Regions from separate parts of the Homo sapiens genome. Here regions 2 and 3 are each linked to region 1. The links are chromatin loops, found by intact Hi-C in ENCODE. Cell type or tissue: ascending aorta. All regions are shown on one strand.

The links. Peaks named below come from ENCODE experiments on the same cell type or tissue, not always from the same donor. Only the 100,000 strongest peaks of a DNase experiment are listed, where the experiment ranks them.
Region 2: a loop joins it to region 1, with 2.9 times the contacts of the local background. A loop is called at or near these places in 2 of 110 quality-filtered maps.
Region 3: it touches region 1 in a loop (7-fold over the local background); 4 of 110 quality-filtered maps call a loop at or near these places.

Annotation. Positions count from the first base shown.
Region 1 is chr13:45,328,352-45,330,851 of GRCh38, forward strand. No RefSeq gene overlaps it. Among named protein-coding and RNA genes, the nearest start is that of SNORA31B, 6.8 kb to the right of the region's middle. RefSeq lists an enhancer at 1,801-2,301. In ascending aorta, a CTCF peak has its summit at 1,509; DNase peaks (open chromatin) are centred at 1,143 and 1,550; H3K4me3 peaks cover 1,745 bases; H3K27ac peaks cover 2,500 bases.
Region 2 is chr13:44,154,637-44,157,136 of GRCh38, forward strand. All of the region lies in intron 2 of SMIM2 (small integral membrane protein 2), which reads right to left. The region is part of intron 1 of SMIM2-IT1 (SMIM2 intronic transcript 1); the gene reads right to left. Among named protein-coding and RNA genes, the nearest start is that of SMIM2-IT1, 2.3 kb to the right of the region's middle. In ascending aorta, no CTCF peak of the experiment used is centred here; DNase peaks (open chromatin) are centred at 1,215 and 1,485; H3K4me3 peaks cover 811 bases; H3K27ac peaks cover 1,453 bases.
Region 3 is chr13:44,921,282-44,923,781 of GRCh38, forward strand. It overlaps LOC107984619 (a long non-coding RNA gene), which reads right to left. Exons shown (of 2, transcript XR_001749860.1): 1 at 2,226-2,500. Among named protein-coding and RNA genes, the nearest start is that of TRE-TTC2-1, 4.5 kb to the left of the region's middle. In ascending aorta, no CTCF peak of the experiment used is centred here; DNase peaks (open chromatin) are centred at 449 and 1,240; H3K27ac peaks cover 2,500 bases.

The DNA of each region.
Region 1 (2,500 bases):
ATTCTTTTTTTTTTTTTTTTTTTTTTGAGACGGAGTCTCACTCTGTCGCCCAGGCTGGAGTGCAATGGCACGATCTTGGCTCACTGTAAGCTCCGCCTCCCGGGTTCACACCATTCTCCTGCCTCAGCCTCCCGAGTAGCTGGGACTACAGGCACCCACCACCATGCCCGGCTAATTTTTTGTATTTTTAGTAGAGACAGGGTTTCACCGTGTTAGCCAGGATAGTCTCAATCTCCTGATCTTGTGATCCGCCTGCCTCGGCCTCCCAAAGTGCTGGGATTACAGGCGTGAGCCACTGCGCCTGACCCCTAAAACATATTCATGATGCAGTTTCCCAAGGCTACACAAAAGTCAGAGAATGTGAACAGGCATCCTGTATTTTGCAAGTCAGAGAATGTGAACAGGCATCCTGTATTTTGCACTGATTCAGAGTAGAGACCAGTATTGTAAGAATTTCTCATGGTAAAGGCACTCCTATGATAGCCTCTACTTACCAAATCAGCCGATGAGGTAAGTATGAGTTTCTGTTTTCTAGATGGAGATACTGAGGCTTAGAGAGGTTAAGATGCTGGAGTTCTCACAGCAAGTGGTTGGGCTTTTATTAGAACCCAGATTTCAAAATACCACCACTGCATAGTACTAATTCCACATGCCTTCTTCCAAAATGGAAAGAATGCCTTTTTTTCTTGTAAGTCTGCCAAATTGATGCAGACGCTTATCTTTTATTTGTTTTAGCCGAGCTAAAATAGAATGAAAAAAAAAAAAAAGAAAAGAAAAAGGAATTAGGAAGGAACATGTCTAAAGTACACATCGGATGCTGAGACATCTGGTATGCAAAGTGAGAAAAAGGTATCACAGTGTAAGTTCCTGCGTGTGAGTCCAAAATCCAACTGCACCAGTGTGTGGATGGGGCAGACCTGGTTTCAGCAGCAAGCATGAAGACAAGTTTTAGCTGGCAGAAATTCAAGACAAGTCTCCTGTCTGATATTACCCAAAAGAAGCAAATGTCAGTTTAGGCTGCATTAAAATATTATTGCGTTGGCTGGGCGCAGTGGCTCACACCTGTAATCCCAGCACTTTGGGAGGCTGAGGGCAAGGAACATGAGGTCAGGATATCAAGACCATCCTGGCTAACATGGTAAAACCCCGTCTCCACTAAAAATACAAAAAATTAGCCGGGCGTGGTGGCAGGCGCCTGTAGTCCCAGCTACTCAGGAGGCTGAGGCAGGAGAATGGCGTGAACCTGGGAGGGGGAGCTTGCAGTGAGCCCAGATCACGCCACTGCACTCCAGCCTGGGCGACACAGCGAGATTCCGTCTCAAAAAAAAAAAAAACAAAACAAAATTATTGCATTAACATACAATGTGGAAAACGAGGCCAAGCCATACCTGGGGAACTGCAGGGCCTTCACGCACTGTGGTTAAGAGGGACGGAAGTCAAGGGTGCTGAGCACTGGACAGGCGCATTAGATTCCTTTCCACTCTGGCGCTTTATATGTTGCTTTAGCAAGAGGGCAGTAACCACAAGCCAGCTGCCTGAGCTGTTTTCCTTTATCTCATGAGCTCATTTCCTTCCCATGCTTCCTGCTACAATAGTGGTTCCTCAATCCCCAGCAGGGAGCTGAAATCCCAGAAGGGTTTTTAAAATGCTGGATATTCTGGCTGGGCACGGTGGCTCATGCCTGTAATCCCAGCACTTTGGGAGGCTGAGGCGGGCAGATCACTTGAGGCCAGGAGTTCAAGACCAGCCTGGGCAACACGGCGAAACCGTGTCTACTAAAAATACAAAAATTAGCCAGGCGTGGTGGTGGGCACCTGTAATCCCAGCTACTCAGGAGACTGAGGCGGGAGAATCGCTCAAACCCAGGAGGCAGAGGTTGTAGTGAGCCAAGATTGCACCACTGCACTCCAGCCTGGGTGACAGAGTGAGACTCTCCCTCAAAAAACAAACAAAAAACCCGAAATATTAAATGCTGAATATTCTGTTTCAATAGGTGTGGTGTAGGCTCAGCACAGTGGCTGGCGCCTGTAATCATAACACTTTGGGAGGCTGAGTTGGGAGGATCTCTTGAGCATAGGAGTTTGAGACTACGGGGAATTATGATCACAGCACTTCACTTCAGCCTGGGCAACACAGTGAGACCCTGTCTCAAAGAAAGAAAGAAAGAAATTACTCTCATTCGAGAGGTACCCTCCATATACCCAGGGAAAATAAATATCCTCATCTCTGAAGACACAGAAACACAGAGAAGAATCTGAACAAACAGGCCTTGCTAAGTTCCCCCCAGTTTACCATTAGATCATCCGCTTTGTCCAATACTTTTGCACAACTGTTCACTCTTCATTAAACCAAAACAGAAAAATACACAAGCTCACCTGTTTCTTTGGGTCCTCATTTCCTTACAAAGGCTCCCATGTCACAGAAAACATTTAAAAAATATGTACGCTGGCTGGGCATGGTGGCTCACACCTGTAATCCCAGACTTTGGGAGGCTGAGGCA
Region 2 (2,500 bases), 1.2 Mb before region 1:
TGTCTTCCAGGGCCTGGTCTGCTTGGTGAGACCTCAGCAGCTTTGGAACCTGCTTTTCTAGAGACCTCTCCAGAATCTCCTGGCCAGGTTCAACCTCCACCATTACTGTGCATTGTCCAAATCTTCCTTGCACTTAGCACCCTGGCGCATGTGTGTGTGATCACAGGCCAGCCAGTGAGTGTGCACTTGGAAAGTTCACTCATCCTTAAAACCGTGAGGCCCAGAACAAAAACAATCAGATGTTCTGAAAAGTATCAGTGTTAAATACTGAAGTATCTTCTTGTTAAAATATTCTTCTTGATCTGTCTCTCATATTCAATCATTCACTAACTCAATTTCAGACATTTATTGAGCACCTACTATGTGCCAGACATTATGCTCAGCCTACCTGTCATGGTCTCTTGAAAAGAATCTTCTAAACCTGCATCTTAAAATTACCTTTGGGGATTGTGCTGATAATGTGTATTCAAGTCTTGTGGTGAACAGGAGGAAAAATATATCATCTTACATTTGCACAGGTTATTTATTTGTTATAAAGCAGCTTCAAACCGTTTGGTTAAGACCTCTCACAGTTGAGCAAGTAGAGTTGTGCTGAATTCTAATATAGGGAACCATGGGGGGCAACATGGTTTGAAAATCTGAGCTGTGTGTCTTCTCTGGAGAGAGCACATGCATCCACTAGCTCCTGACCCCACTTTGAAACAGGGATGGATAACAAATGGCATCAGTGCCACTCAAAGAGTTGTAAGTGGCAGCCAGCTACTCCTCTGCCTACTGATCACTTTGTGTATTCATTTTCCTCTTTTCTCATTTTGCTCTCTCCCATTTCCTATCTTCCCTTGCTTTCTGCTTTCTCTCTTTCTGATGACTTTATCCTCCCATACATTCATGCCCTTGAAGGGCATCGCTTAGCACCCGCCACTAGGCACTCCTCAAGAGGTTTGCTTCCCCTTTGCTTCTAGGCTGGATTAAACCCACGTTCCAGGATGTGGTATGGGAGGCAGGGAGGGCCAGAACTGGCACAGCCTCTGTGTTCTCGGGCTGCTGATCATTCCATTCCACACCAGACCTTCTGAGGTGAATGAGCTAAAGCAGCGGCACAGGTCTGAGCCATAAACAAGGCAGCACCCAGGAGCAGGCCATTGTTGCTTTGTCTGGTTTGAGCACTCAGCTTTGTACAAGTCAGACAAGACGCCTGGACATGGAGCTTGGGCTCCTGCCCAGGGTTTCATTCTCACTGTCGCAAAGCCACAGATTGGAAGCAGAAAGGCAATGCTTGCTTTCAACCCCCGTGCACACAGAAAAGCCTCCTCAGCCCAGTATCAGCTTCCCTAAACACCACCCAGGGGGCAGTGAATGTTGACTGGTCCTGATTTATTGGAGCAGAAGAGGAAAAGAAATGACAAGCCCTAAATGTCAAGACGAGGAGGTGTGTGGCCTGGCCGTAAAGAGAGCCGAGAGCGTGCACTGGGATGGGTCACGTGACTAGGATTCTCAAGCCAGGAGAGACCAGGAGCCAATTCAAGTGGGAGGTGTCAGAAATGCAAAGTCGGCTGTAAAAATGTCAAGAGCAAGGCTGGGAATAAGGCAAAGGGAAGACTGCCTTCTGTTTTGTGGGAGGCAGGTTACAAAATGTTAGGAGTGCACATTTACTTTCATGTGTCTGCTTGGTTGCAAGTCGAATCTGCTGTCTGCTGGAACTCCGGAGAACTGATAGGAATGCAGCATCCAGGAACCTGATCCTACCCCAGGGAGTTCTGATGCTACCTTCCTATGCTGCAGAGGACTCTCCTGCTGCAGCTCTAAGAGAAATTTAGACAGTAAGTCAATCCAGACATGCCCTGTGAAAGTGAGATCTTATTGGCATGGCTTGCCCGGTGAAAGGTAATGAGGAGTAGCTGAGGCTGCACCTGCTCAGGAGCCCATGTGCTCAACAAGAAAACTCCAAGCTTGCTTCAATTTGGCATTGTTTTTAGTGAACGTTCACTGTTTTAATTCCATTCACTGTTTCTTATTTATTTGAGATGGGGTCTCTGTCACCCAAGCTGGAGAGCAGTGGTGTCATCTTAGCTCGCTGCAGCCTCAAACTCCCTGGCTCAAGTGATCCTCCCACCTCAGCCTCCCCAGTTGAGACCACAAGCATGCACCCATCTTCATTCTTTGTTTCTTATCCTTGCTGGACTACTGCAGGGGTCCTCCTGGAGATGAGATTCTTCCAACCTGAAAAACTCTATAATTATTTCTGCCAGAGCCAAAATCTTCCTGGTCAATGGCTGAAAGGGGGCAATGCTCAACATGGAAATGCATACCTGCCACGCTTAGCAGGAATCTGGCGGGGCTGAAAACCCACCACATACAAGGCACTCTCAGGAGGCAGGAACTGGGCCACTGTCTTAGTTTCAATTCCTGAAACAGGAATCTAGATGCACATGTTTACTGGGGATATGATCCCCAGAAACACAGTGAGGGATTGGAGAAGCAAGATAGAGAGAGGTGGGTT
Region 3 (2,500 bases), 410 kb before region 1:
TTCCCAGCCCCACCCACCCAGGACTTACAAATGAGAATCTGAATTTTCACAAGGACTTCCCCCTCCAAATGATTCTGATGCCAGTAGAGTTTGAGCAACAATGAACCACACGACAATAAATCCCCTTCAGTCGCTAAAAGCCCATGATCCCTGAAGCACAGTTTCTATCATTTCCTGTTCCTGCTCAAAAGCCTGGAAAAATGGCATCTCGTTGCTTGTTGAGTAAAATCTAAATTCTCTGGGCAAGCTTTCCAGGCTCTCCATAATCCAGCCCTGACATAGCCTGCTAATACTATCCCGCCGCAGCCCTCTTCAGAGGGGCCACATTCCAGATCACCCGACCTGCTCTGTCCTTCCCGTTCCTTTGTTCCACCTTGCTCCACACCACCCTCCCACTCTTCTTTCCAAGCCCGACCTCAATCCCAAGGCCAGCTCAGCCTTTGAAGTCACCTCAGGTCCTCTTGTTCACAAGGCACTCCCTCCCGCTTCCTCTGAATCCCAAAGCACAGACCTTTAAAAAATGGTGATATAAGCTTACGTCTTGCCACCCTTATTATTTCAGTTATTTAGTAGGAAAGTCCATGAATAAAAATCAGATTTTGTAATCCCCCTGGGAACCCAGTCCTGCACTCAATCATTCTGTCACATAGTCCTTCCTTTTATCTAACTTAAATACTTCCTGCTGTACTTCTATATGAAAGCTGCCACCTTTTAACCACCAGCAGGAACAAAATGTTCCTGGGAGGAGGAAAAAAAAAAAAAAAACATGAATTTTTGAAGTTTGGCCAGACCAGTAAGTGAGCTGCATTTCTTTAGTTCCACACACACAAAAAAAAAGCCTTCTTGTTGACACAAGAAACAGTTATTCCTGTTCCCATGCATCTAGGTCTGATTTTCAGTGGGCAACTGTCCCATTTTATCCACCATTTGATACTGGAAAAAAGCCCCAAACACATTGTACTTGCCAGGCATCTCCATTAGCCAAAGCAATCTGGGGTGTGATTCAGGCTTGTGTTTGCCAGTCATTTAGGAGTTAGAATGGTTTCCACTTTAGTAGGCCCAGGAGTCATGCTTTATAAGGCCATCACAAATAAGCACCAATTAAATTCCACTCTCCCAAGAACAGCTCTGGCCAGCACAAACTCAGCCTATGGCACAAGGTTAAACCTCAAAGCTCTCTTGAGTAACAGCACCTGCCCCTGCTGACCAGTGTGAATTAATCTTCATGGCCTAACACTAGGTTCAGTTTCTAAAATAGGGTTTGATCTCAGGAGGCCACTGGAATGACAGAGCTTCCTCGAGGGCTTGTTTAGATCATAGAATTCTGCCCCTCCCCTCTGTGCCAAATCTAGCAACTCCTACTTGTTCTGTGACTCAGGGCAAACATCCTTGAACGCTCAGTGCTGGGTGAGGTGCTCATTCTGGATTATCATTAGGTTGGATGGAGTTCCCTGTTTCCCTTCCTGTGGTAGACAGTAAGCTCCCTCATGGCAGAGTCTGGGTCTTACTCTGTTGTATTCCCAGCTTCCAGCACAGTGCTTGGCACACATAATGACTTAATGAATCAGCATTTTAATATAGTAACAATTTAATTCTCACAATGGCCCAATGAGATAGGTACCAATATTCTTCCCATTTTACAAATTAGAAAACAGAAACATAGGCGATTAAGTAAGTTACAGAAGCAGGATTCAAATCCAGGCATTTCATCTGGGCATAATTACTTAATTAATCTTTTTTTAATATATATATTTTTTTCATGTAAGACTTCCTGCACCAACTTAATGAGTCTCTTAAAATATCTTGGTTTCTTTGGGGATCCTCCTATAAAAGTAACTTTTCCCCTTAAATCAGCATATAACAAGAGAGAACTATTCCTCAGCTAGGTGAAAATATCTCCACAGCATCTTTCTTTACACATCATCAGCACTCAGTGCATGTTTGCATGATTGATCGCTTGCTTCATTCATTCATCCAATAATGAATCAGTCCATCTCAGAGAAATAGTCTTGGTTTCTACCTAGCACCGAAGTGGCAAAGCAAACTAATTGAGAGTCTCAGAAGGCCATAATTTTAATATTTAAGTAACAACAACAAAGAACAAGAAACTACATCCCTGTCTCCTAATATCGCTGGCACACACTCTCTTTCTTCCCCTACCTTCCCTTCACCTGATCTGATAGCCCAAGACAGGAAGAGCTTCACCAGCCCATCATCATACTCACCCTCATTTGTGTGCTCCTACCAGGGCTCAGACCTGGTTTTTCTTCAAGAACACACTTAGGAATTGTGAGTCCAAGCACTTCATGGCCTGACATCCGGAAAACTTGCCCACCATTGTAGGTTCTTGTTCCATGTTGCCGTTGCTCAAATATTGAAATTATGGCCCGCCGAGACCCTCAGTTAATTTGCTTTGCTCCTGAGGTGCTAGGTAGAAATCAAGTTGGACCTTGTATTGGAGGTTAAAGGTATTTCTGGTTTATTTCTGGACTTCTCAGCA